2 separate regions of the Homo sapiens genome follow, and region 1 is linked to region 2. Evidence: read pairs that join two places in POLR2A ChIA-PET (ENCODE). Cell type or tissue: OCI-LY7. All regions are shown on one strand. Links, peaks and the distances in the headings refer to the core of each region. The heading gives the core; the rest is flanking DNA.

Region 1 (5,375 bases), core at 308-5,307, 770 kb after region 2:
TAGATGGCTCAGGAGATCTGGTCCACCATCTGAGCCTCAGTTTATGCCACCCCTCCTCACTTTAGTAAGAGGGTCCTCACTATTTTCTGGTCCCAGACACCTCCACCACCTCCCTCCACCATCTGGGGGGACTGGCTGGCTCCACTGCCTGGTATAATGCCTGGACCTTCCCTTGCCTTCTGTGGCTGCCTCCTCTTTATTTCTGTGGAAGGAGGAAGCCAAGGGGAGGCTGGTTGAGAGGAGAGAGGGGAGCCTTGGGGAGGCTTCTGATTTCTAACTCTTTCTTCTCCTCATTGTTTCACTGAGAGGTGATGAGCAGTTTGCAAGGGGTGGGGTTGGTGCCCTCTAACCCAGTCCTGGGCACATAGAAATAAATGTTTCTACAGATTCAGAGACAGCCCTTACAGAGTTTGGAAACAATGCCTGGGATGGAGGCCCTGGGTTGAGCAAGGTCCTCAAGTAGCCCTGAGCCCTCACCTGGCCACAGCTACAGTGAGGAGAGTGATGGGAGGAGGGTGACGGAAGGAGTCCAGGTCTTCGGGAGCACCTCTGCTCCCTCAGGCCTCTAGTGAAGCTCAATGGCCCACACTTCCTCACTCCGTCCCCACACCATGGGCAGGCACAGGAAGGACTGTGAAGACACAGTTGGACCTGCCACCTCAGCCCACGATTTCAGTGCAGAGACCCTGTGTCCCAAGCTGAGGAGCAGGATATTCTGTCTCCTGGGGTCCCTGTTCCTGACTCTGAGGACAAAAGTGGTGGAGCCTCCACTCCTAGGCAAGGCCCTGGATGCCCCGAGGCCCATGGGGGAAGCTACAGCAGCAGAAGCTACAGGTCAGGTGTGAGCAGCAGCTGCAGGCACTCACCCTCCTGGCGGAGGAGGAAGAGGGTTCTTGTCTCAGTTCCCCATTGGCCTGGAGCACTGTGCAAGCTCTCAGGCTGGTATCCCATGCTAAGCAGTAATAATCGGCCTAGTCCTCAGGCCAGAGGCCAGTGATGCCCAGGGTGGCTGAGGTGCCAGACTTGGAGCCAGAGAATCGGTCAGGAATCCCTGAGGGTCGCTTATTATTTTCATAGATGAGGAGTTTGGGGGCTGTTCCTGGGAGCTGCTGGTACCAGGATACCGCATAATTCCCCATGTCGGAGCTGCTTCCAGAGCAGGAGATGGTGACCTTCTGTCCTGGGGCCGCAGACACTGAAGGCGGCTGCGTCAACACAGACTGGGCCCAGGACCGTGGAAGCAGGAGAGACACAGACACGGTGATTCTTGGTCTAGAGAGAGAAGGAGAAAGCAGGGCCTCATGGGCTTCCTGGACCCCTCCCCTGACCCTGTGTCTGGGCACCTGTGCAGTGAATGAGAAGGGTGAGGAGGAGAGGGGAGCAGGTCATGATGAAGATTGTCCCGAGTCCTGCCTTCTGTGCTCACAGCTGAAGCAGAGCTTCCCCAAGTCTCTCCCTGCCCCTCTTTATACTCTGAGAGAAGGAGGGTCCATCCATGCAAATCAGACCCTCCAGCTTTCTGATCCCACCTTGGGCCCTGGGTCAGGCTCCTCTGCCTGAGGATGTCAGAGAGTGCCAGGGGTGGGGCTATGTGGTCCCAGGGGGTGCAGAGTTGACATCTGTAAGCCCTAAGCATAGGGCACCAAGCAGGACAGGTGGCGCTGGTCCTGCTCTCATCACACCCAGTCTTCTCAGTAATGGTACGCAGGCATCCCCTGGTGTCCATTTTGGTCATGTACACCACCATTGTATAACAAGGTGACCAGAGCCTCTCAGAGACACCCCTCACTCCCCGTTGTTCTGTCCATGGCCCCCTCCATCAGGGCCAGGCCAGGCAGCCCCCTGAGTCATTTTTTTCGTGAGCTCAGGGCAGACTTCACATTCTACTGGGTTCCTCAGGGGTGAATCTGTCCATGTCTCCTTGGCTGTTCACTGTATAGGACTCAGGTGGTGACTACACAAAGTCCTCTTATGTCAGAATGAAATCGAGAGCAGTGACCAGCCCCATGGACTCATTTCCTCACCTGTGGGGGCACTGGGTCCTCTCCTCTCGTGTGGCTGCTCCCTGGTGGCCAGAGCTCTCCTTCCTCTGTGGATTCTGCAGTCCTGGGTCGATAGGGAGCTCTTCCCTCCGGGATGCCTGGGGCACATTCTCAGAGGGTTATGCTGGTAAATCTTTGTTCTGTCTCTTCTTTTCCAGACTTGCAGTCATAGTCATCGGGATCCTGTGACCAGGGATCTCACCTAGGAGTCTGTTCTCCATCACTGAATGCCAATCTGCGGGGGATCCTGGCAAATGACTTTGCAGTGTTTTGCTAAAGAGCAAAACAAGCAAATATGCTCAGTATTTGAAGATGGAAGAGTTAAAACTTCAGCTTGTTTTGACCAGAGTCTGTACTTAAGTGAGCCTGACACGTGGTAGCTTTTAGGATCAACCATTCCAACTAGGATGTTTAGGAAAGAATACTGTTCAAAATCGCTAATGAGTGTTTTGGGCATGTCTGAAAGATGATAGAAATTATTCATCTTTGATGTGTAATGAAATCTAGAATATGATACATTAAAAACAGTAAACTGAAGAAAAAAGATAATCCTATTTATTAAAATGAAACAGATTGTATATATGACTGCAAGAGTTCTGGCATGATACACCTGGGATTCAACAAATATTTTTTGGGGCAATCCCATGTGGTTGGAGAACAGCAGGATAGTTATTTACTCTGGTGAGTCTGTCACCAGGCAGTTGTAGTACCATGAGGTTTTACATGCACCATTTAAACAATGTACTAGGTCGAGCACTGTGGCTCACGCCTGTCATCCCAGCACTTTGGGAGGCTGAGGTGAGTGGATCACTTGAGGTCAGGAGTTTGAGACCATCCTGGTCAACATGATGAAACCCCATCTTAGGCCGGGTGCAGTGGCTCACGCCTGTAATCCCAGCACTTTGGGAGGCCAAGGTGGGCGGATCACGAGGTCAAGAGATCAAGACCATCCTGGGCAACATGGTGAAATCCCATCTCTATTAAAAATGTGAAAATTAGCTGGGCATGGTGGCGGGTGCCTGTAGTCCCAGCTACTCAGAAGGCTGAGGCAGGACAATTGCTTAAACCTGGGAGGCAGAGGTTGCAGTGTACCGAGATTGCGCCACTGAACTTCAGCCTGGCAACAGAGGAAGACTCGGTCTCAAAAAAAAAAAAAAAAAAAAAAAAAGAAACCCCATCTCTACTAAAAACACAAAAATTAGCCAGGCATACTGGTGCGCACCTGTGGTCCCAGGTGCGTGGGAGGCTGAGGCAGGAGAAGTGCTTGAACCTGGGAGCTGGAGACTGCAATAAGTCGAGATTGTGCTACTGCACTCCAGCCTGGGTGACAGAGCTAGACTCTATCTCAAAAACAACAAACAAGCACACAAACAAAAATCCACAATGAAGTAGTGATCTCTAATATAGACATTTAAATAAAACCAGTCAAGATAAATAACTGAAATAAAATGTATGCTGTATTTTAGGATTGCATTTCCAGGGTGTCATTATTTCAAATGTTCCTATTTATTGTAAACCATGTTACTTTAAATATTTTTATAGTTTTCGAAAAATGTTTGTTGTGTTTACATAACACACCAGGCATATTAAATTTTATTTCTTTTAAAGTAGAAACCAATTGTAACTGGGCTTGCACTTCCTATTTTCTTGTCATTGCCTCCTCTGTGATGATACATAGACATTCACAGTGAATTTTGTTTATCTTTTTCTCCCACCTTCATGAACAGAGGTTCCCCCAGGCTGAGCAGTGTCTCCCATACAGGACAAGGATGCCCATGGCCCCCTTTCTGCCAAGGGATGCTCTCCCTGGTGAACGTCCCATCAGTTCTTAGCCTGAAAGCAGAGAGAGGAATATTTCCACCACTGCTTCTCCCAGTTCATCCCCATCCTGGACTCAGTGTAATGTGGCCAGTGTGATGAAATGTAGGTTTTCTCAAATAGTTACTGAGCACCTACCTTGTGCTGGGCACAGAGCTCAATGTTGGGAAAGCCATGTTGATCTAGACAGCCTCATTCTGCCTCATGAAGCTGATCCTGATGGCAACACAGGGGTAGGAGCGGCAAAGAGGACCTCCCATTCTCCTCATTCATAATTGAAGCAAAGAGACCAGAGAGGGCCCTGCTACACTCAGGGGTCTCAGAAGGGATGACTTGGTGGGATCTCAGGAGAAGAGAAAATAAGACATTTCAGGAGAACTGAGGGAATATTGGCATGACTTGAAGATTCCTGGGGTTCAGGTGAAGATGCAGGGAAGTCCACAGAGTAGACCTAGATGGAGTAACACAGAGATAAATAACAGGATCCAGCAAAAGGGGATGCCCAGGAACAGAGGGATTGTGATCCAGAAAGAGACCCTTGCAGGGCAAGTCCTCAGAAGTCCAACAAGATGCACTTTTGATCCCCAGGTCCAAGAGCTTGTTCCCCTGGTGGGCCCAATCTGCTAGGGATCTGGAAAGGAAGGCAGGGAGGAGTCACGTGTTAGCAGGTAGATGTGTGGAGAGGAGCAGAATGGGGGCAGAGGGATTCCACTTTAGGAGAAGATGGATGGGTGGTGGCAGATGGGAATGTCCAAATGTACCTGTATTTTTCTAGATATTTCACATAAATGGGGTGATTTTAATTTGTAGATTGTGAGATGAGAAGACAAAATTCATAGCTATGTTGCTATTATTCTAAAAGACAGTGTATCTTCAACACAGAAATTTCCTTCACAGGTTCTATCCTGGTGGAGTATAAGCACTGAGTTTTTAAAAATGCTTTTTAACATTTATTTATCATCATACTGTTTTTCTCCAAAATACATAAACCAATTAAAATTGTTGACATATGTGAATACTATATGTTTGTGAAAGTCATACTCTTACCTTTTTGAAGCATATTCTCTGACCATTTCTGAGGTTATTCATTGAGAAGGCCAAGAAGATTCACCACCTCATATATTATGCTGTTGTTTTTGAGTTGTAAACTCTCGAAGCTCTGGAATGAATTTTCTTGGATCCTGAAGTGATTCCTAAGAAACTTTCCTTTGCTAACCCTGTATTTATCTAAGGAACCCTCTCCTCCCCATTTTTCATGTCAATGGGCTGTAGATACATGGTTGGCCTCATTAGCTGCTGCGTAGTAAATGAACCATGACAGAGAATGAGAGCATAAGTGTGAGTATAGAAGTCTGGAAATCAAATGGCTCTAGGCCTGAGGAAATGACCTGACATTATTGGGTAGAGACAGAACTTCCTAGAAGGATATTGAGAAGGAGAATATAAGATTTAAGTAAATCAGGAGAGTTCAGTTAGAGCCCTAATAGTTCACTTTTTGTCCTGAAGGGGCAGGGT
Region 2 (5,375 bases), core at 243-5,242:
TTGCATGGAAGGTTGGGCGTGGGAGGTGGGAGTAGGGGGAGTGGTTGGGGATTGTGGCAATTGTTTATGAGGAAGGCATTGGTGACCCAGAATAGGGCAGAAGCAAGGTACCCCAGAGAAGGGGTTAGAATTCAGGAGCATTCTGGAAGTAAAACTCATGGGACTTGTAGATGGAGTGGGTGTGGGGAATGAGGGATGTTGGGGTGATCAGACCCAACACCAGGCCGTGGGGGCGACAAAGTCTGGCGGAGTCAAAGGAGTGAGAAAAGGCAAGAGAGAAAGTGGGACCAGGGGGCCAACGCTAGTATAGAGGCTGCAAAGGCCTCTAGCCCTAGGAGCCTATGCTATTTATTGGTGATCAAACAAAGAAACAGGTGGTGAGGATGTGGGGATTGAAAGGAAGCGGTGTATCAAGCAAATGAGCTACAGCTGTGACAGTTTAGCATTTTCTTTGAAACATATGGCTACTTGAGATAATGAGAGTGCTAGAAGGAAGGAGCCAGCAAGTCTAGCAGACATGCAAGCCCTGCCTCAGCTTCTCTCCCCACACCCAGCTTTTCCCCAACAGAGGGAGGCCAGCTCATGGGGATGACTTTGGGATGGTGACTGCAACAGGCAAGCAGAGGTGCCTGCACAGGGCTTCAGGTCCGCATAGCCCATCCATGAGCAGGCATCAGGCAGAGGGTGACCCTGTTGCACCAAGGAGCAATGAAGACCTCAGAGAGAAAGTGGAGTGTTGCCAGTGAATCGATGTTGTTTGTTGCCACGGGGCTGGAGACTCTCCCCCTGCCTGCGTGAGGCTGGGTGGAGAAGGGACAGTTACTGGACTAGGGGGGAAGTAGAGGCAGAGGGACTGAGAAGGGACTGGCCAGGGAGATGATGGGGACCCTGGAGTCTGAGCGGAGAAGACTCAGTGAAGAAGGCAGAGCCTCATGCTGATAGCTGCTGTTCCCTCAGTGGGAAGGATGCTAGCTGAGTCTGGCATCATGAGGCCGGCAGGGCAGAGGTGGGCCCTGGAACTTGGCTGCAGAAGCTGGAGGCTGGATGGGCCCTGAGCGCTACCCCAGGAGCCTTCTGAGGGGTTCAGCAGGAGGAGGGGGCTTCACCAAGGGCTCCACAGCTGTCTATGAGCAGTGGGTGACATTTATTTTCTAAATCATCATGCTTTTCTAAATTCTTCATAATAAAACGCCTATCTATGGCTCACGCCTGTAATCCCAGCACTTTGGGAGGCTAGGCGGGCGGGTCACTTGAGGTCAGGAGTTTAAGATCAGACTGGCCAATATGGTGAAACCCTGTCTCTACCAAAAATATAAAAATTAGCTGGGCATGGTGACTCCAGAGGCGGAGGCTGGAGAATTGCTTGGATCCAGTAGGCGGAGGTTGCAGTGAGGGGAGATTACGCCACTGCACTCCAGCCTGGGTGATGGAGTGAGACTCTGTCTCAAGAAAAAACAAACAAACAAGCCAACCCACCTATCTTTTGTAATTTAAAAAAAAATAGATTTTTTGCCAAGTGCCGTGGCTGACGCCTGTAATCCCAGCACTTTGGGAGGCCGAGGCGGGCAGATCATGAGGTCAGGATATCGAGACCATTCTGGCTAACACGGTGAAACCCCGACTCTACTAAAAATACAAAAACAAATTAGCCGGGTGTGGTGGTGGGCGTCTGTAGTCCCAGCTACTCGGAGGCTGAGGCAGGAGAATGGCGTGAACCCAGGAGGCGGAGCTTGTAGTGAGCCAAGATTGCGTCACTGCACTCCAGCCTGGGTGACAGAGCGAGACTCTGTCTGAAAAAAAAAAAAAATTTTTTTTTTACAATCTTTTTTTCTTTTTTTTTGAGACGGAGTTTTGCTCTTGTTGCCCAGGCTGCAGTGCAATGGCGTGATCTCAGCTCACCACAACCTCCGCTTCCCGGTTCAAGCAATTCTCCTGCCTCAGCCTCCCGAGTAGCTGGGATTACAGGCATGCACCACCATTCCTGGCTAATTTTGTATTTTTAGTAGAAACGGGGTTTCTCCATGTTGGTCAGGCTGGTTGCGAACTCCCAACCTCAGGGGATCCACCTGCCTCAGCCTCCCAAAGTACTGGGATTACAGGCGTGAGCCACCACACTCAGCTTTTTTTTTTTTTACAACTTTATTGAAGTATAATTGAAGTGTCATAAACTGCGCATAAGGAGTGCGATTTGATGAGTGTTGACATCTGTGTATACTTTGAAGCCATCGCCACAATTAGATAACAAGTATTTCCAGCATCCCCAATCCATATTATGTTTTTAAATCTCGAAACTAAAATATAACAGAGAAGTGGGGTTTTTGGTGATGTTCCCCCTCAATTTCCCTTGTTCTCTGAGTGTGGTTACATGATTCTATTATTTATTTATTTACTTATATATTTTTTGAGATGGGGGTCTCGCTCTGTGACCCATGCTGGAGTGCATTATTGCAATCCTAGCTCACTGCAGCCTTAGACGCCTGGGCTTAAGTGATCCTCCTAACTCAGCTCCCCGAAGTGCTGGGATTACAGGCGTGAGCCACAGTGCCCAGCCTAGAAGTAATTTTAAAATCAAAACACACACACACACCGTCACACACCCTCAGCAGCAGCCCAAGTGGTTCCTAGGCCCCAAGCAAAAGTTCCAGCAAACCCCTCCCGGAGGCCACCCTTTCCCTTTACTGGAAGAACAGGCTGGGACCCAACCGCCCCCTCTGCTGGAGACAATGCAGAACTTCTCATGCCTCAAAGCCCTGGGGATGGAAAGCATGCAGGTGTCAGTCAACAGATGAAAGAATAGAGGCTGGGCACAGTGGCTCACACCTGTAATCCCAGCACTTTGGGAGGCCGAGGAGGGTGGATCATTTGAGGTCAGGAGTTCAAGACCAGCCTGACCAACATGGCGAAACCCTGTCTCTACTAAAAATATGAAAAAGTTAGCCTGGTGTGGTGGCGCATGCCTGTAGTCCCAGCTACTCAGGAGGCTGAGGCAAGAGAATCGCTGGAACCCAGGAGATGGACGTTTGCAGTGAGCCAAGATCGTGCTGCTGCACTCCAGCCTAGGTGACAGAGCGAGACTCCGTCTCAAAATAAATAAATAGTAAATAATAACGGAGAAGAAGTTTGAGACCAGCCTGGGCACCATAGTGAGACCCCATCTCTAAAAAAAAAAAACAAAAAACAAAAAACCAAAAATAAAAAAATTACCTGAGCATTGTGGCATGTGTCTGTAGTCCCAGCTACTCTGGAGGCTGAGGTGGAAGGATTGCTTGAGCCAGGGAGGTTGAAGTTTTAGTGAGCTATGATCATACCCCTGCACTCCAGCCTGGGCGACAGAGTGAGACCCTGTCTCAAATTAAATAAATAAATGAAAAGAAGGCCAGGCACAGTGGCTGATGCCTGTAATCTCAGAACTTTGGGAGGCCGAGGCGGGCGGCTCACGAGGTCAGGAGATCGAGATCATCCTGGCTAACATGTTGAAACCCCATCTCTGCTAAAAATACAAAAAATTAGCTGGGCATGGTGGCAGGCACCTGTAGTCCCAGCTATTTGGGAGGCTGAGGCAGGAGAATGGCGTGAACCTGGAAGGCGGAGCTTGCAGTGAGCGGAGATCGCGCCACTGCACTCCAGCCTGGGTGACAGAGCGAGACTCCGTCTCAAAGAAAAAAAAGAAAAAAAGAAAGAAAGAAACTGTGGTACATCCAGACAATGGAATATTAATCAGCACTAAAAAGAAAGGAGCTGACAAGCCATGGAAAAACATGGAGGAAACTTAAATGCCTATTACCATATGAAAAGACACTATTCTGAAAAGGCTACATACTGTATGATTCCAAATATATGACATTCTTTTTTTTTTTTTAGATGCAGTCTCGTTCTGTACCCCAGGCTGGAGTGCAGTGGGGCGATCTCGGCTCACTGCAAGTTCCGCCTCCTGGGTTCATGCCATTCTCCTGCCTCAGCCTCCCGAGTAGCTGGGACTACAGGCGCCTGCCACCACACCCGGCTAATTTTTTGTATTTTTAGTAGAGATGGGGTTTCACCGTGTTAGCCAGGATGGTCTCGATCTCCTGACCTCACAATCCACCCTGCCTCGGCCTCCCAAAGTGCTGGGATTAAAGGTGTGAGCCACCGTGCCCAGTCTTTTTTTTTTTTTTTGAGACGGATTCTTGCTCCGCCTCCTGGGTTCATACCATTTCCTGCCTCAGCCTCCCAAGTAGCTGGGACTACAGGCACCCACTACCGCGCCTGGCTAATTTTTTGTATTTTTTTAGTAGAGATGGGGTTTCACCATGGTCTTGATCTCCTGACCTCGTGATCTGCCCGCCTCGGCCTCCCAAAGTGCTGGGATTACAGGCTGAGCCACTGCACCTGGCCTTTTTTTTTTTTTTTTTTGAGACAGAATCTCGCTCTGTCACCCAGGCTGGAGTACAATGGTGTGATCTTGGCTCACAGCAACCTCCACCTCCCGGATTCAAGCAGTTCTCCCACCTCAGCCTCCCAAGTAGCTGGGACTATACGCGCACCATCACTATAGGCAGAGATTGTAGTGAGCCATGATAGTGCCACTGCACTCCAGAGGGGCAACAGAACCAGACGCTGTCTGAAAAAGAAAAAAATGAAATGAAATATTGTACTGATAAATGCTACAACATGGATGAGCCTTGAAAACATTATGCTAAGTGAAAGAAGCAGTCACAAAAAGCCACATATTGTATGATTCCATTTGTATGTCTTATTCTTACAGAATCAGTTTATGATGGCAATTGTTTTAACAGATGGATATAAAATGCATTAAGGAAGGGTGCTTTTTAACAATTTTTGTTTCTTCTTCCTGGTAACCAGGTGCTTGAGGACTGGCCTGTTAGATAGGAAGCTGACTACAGATATGTGCCACCGATCCTGGCTTCCACTTTTTCACTGTTGTCAATAACATTGCTTGTTTTTTTTTTTTTGTTTTTTTTTTTTGAGACAGAGTTTTGCTCTTGTTGCCCAGGCTGGAGTGCAATGGCAAGATCTCAGCTCACCGCAATCTCTACCTCCCAGTTTCAAGCGATTCTCTTGCCTCAGCCTCCCGAGTAGCTGAGATTACAGGCACGTGCCACCACGCCTGGCTAATTTTGTATTTTTAGTAGAGACGGGGTTTCACCATGTTGATCAGGCTGGTCTCAAACTCCTGACCTCAGGTGATCCACCCCCACTGCCTCTCAAGGTGCTGGGATTACAGGTGTGAGCCACCGCGCTCAGCATGAATAATATTACTTGAATGTGTATGTACATGTATACAATGGACTGAATGTTTGTGTCCCCCAAAATTTGTATGTTGAAATTCTAGCTGGGCATTGTGGTACACACTTGTAGTTCCAGCTACTCCAGAG

The links. Peaks named below come from ENCODE experiments on the same cell type or tissue, not always from the same donor. Only the 100,000 strongest peaks of a DNase experiment are listed, where the experiment ranks them.
Region 1: POLR2A ChIA-PET joins it to region 2 with 7 read pairs; 1 of 35 experiments calls an interaction of 5 or more read pairs at or near these places.

The regions. Positions count from the first base shown.
Region 1 is chr22:22,400,274-22,405,648 of GRCh38, reverse strand. It overlaps LOC101929255 (a long non-coding RNA gene), which reads left to right. Exons shown (of 3, transcript XR_938052.4): 3 at 2,201-2,853. It also overlaps IGL and the pseudogene IGLV1-41. Among named protein-coding and RNA genes, the nearest start is that of ZNF280B, 110 kb to the left of the region's middle. RefSeq lists a silencer at 774-833. In OCI-LY7, for the core only: CTCF peaks have their summits at 1,738 and 5,123; DNase peaks (open chromatin) are centred at 858, 1,618 and 3,278; H3K4me3 peaks cover 936 bases; H3K27ac peaks cover 2,199 bases.
Region 2 is chr22:23,171,433-23,176,807 of GRCh38, reverse strand. It overlaps a transcript of RSPH14 not described here. Among named protein-coding and RNA genes, the nearest start is that of BCR, 6.4 kb to the left of the region's middle. RefSeq lists enhancers at 340-439, 2,532-2,826, 2,812-2,861. In OCI-LY7, for the core only: CTCF peaks have their summits at 2,507 and 2,708 (motif pointing left); DNase peaks (open chromatin) are centred at 377 and 2,707; H3K27ac peaks cover 899 bases.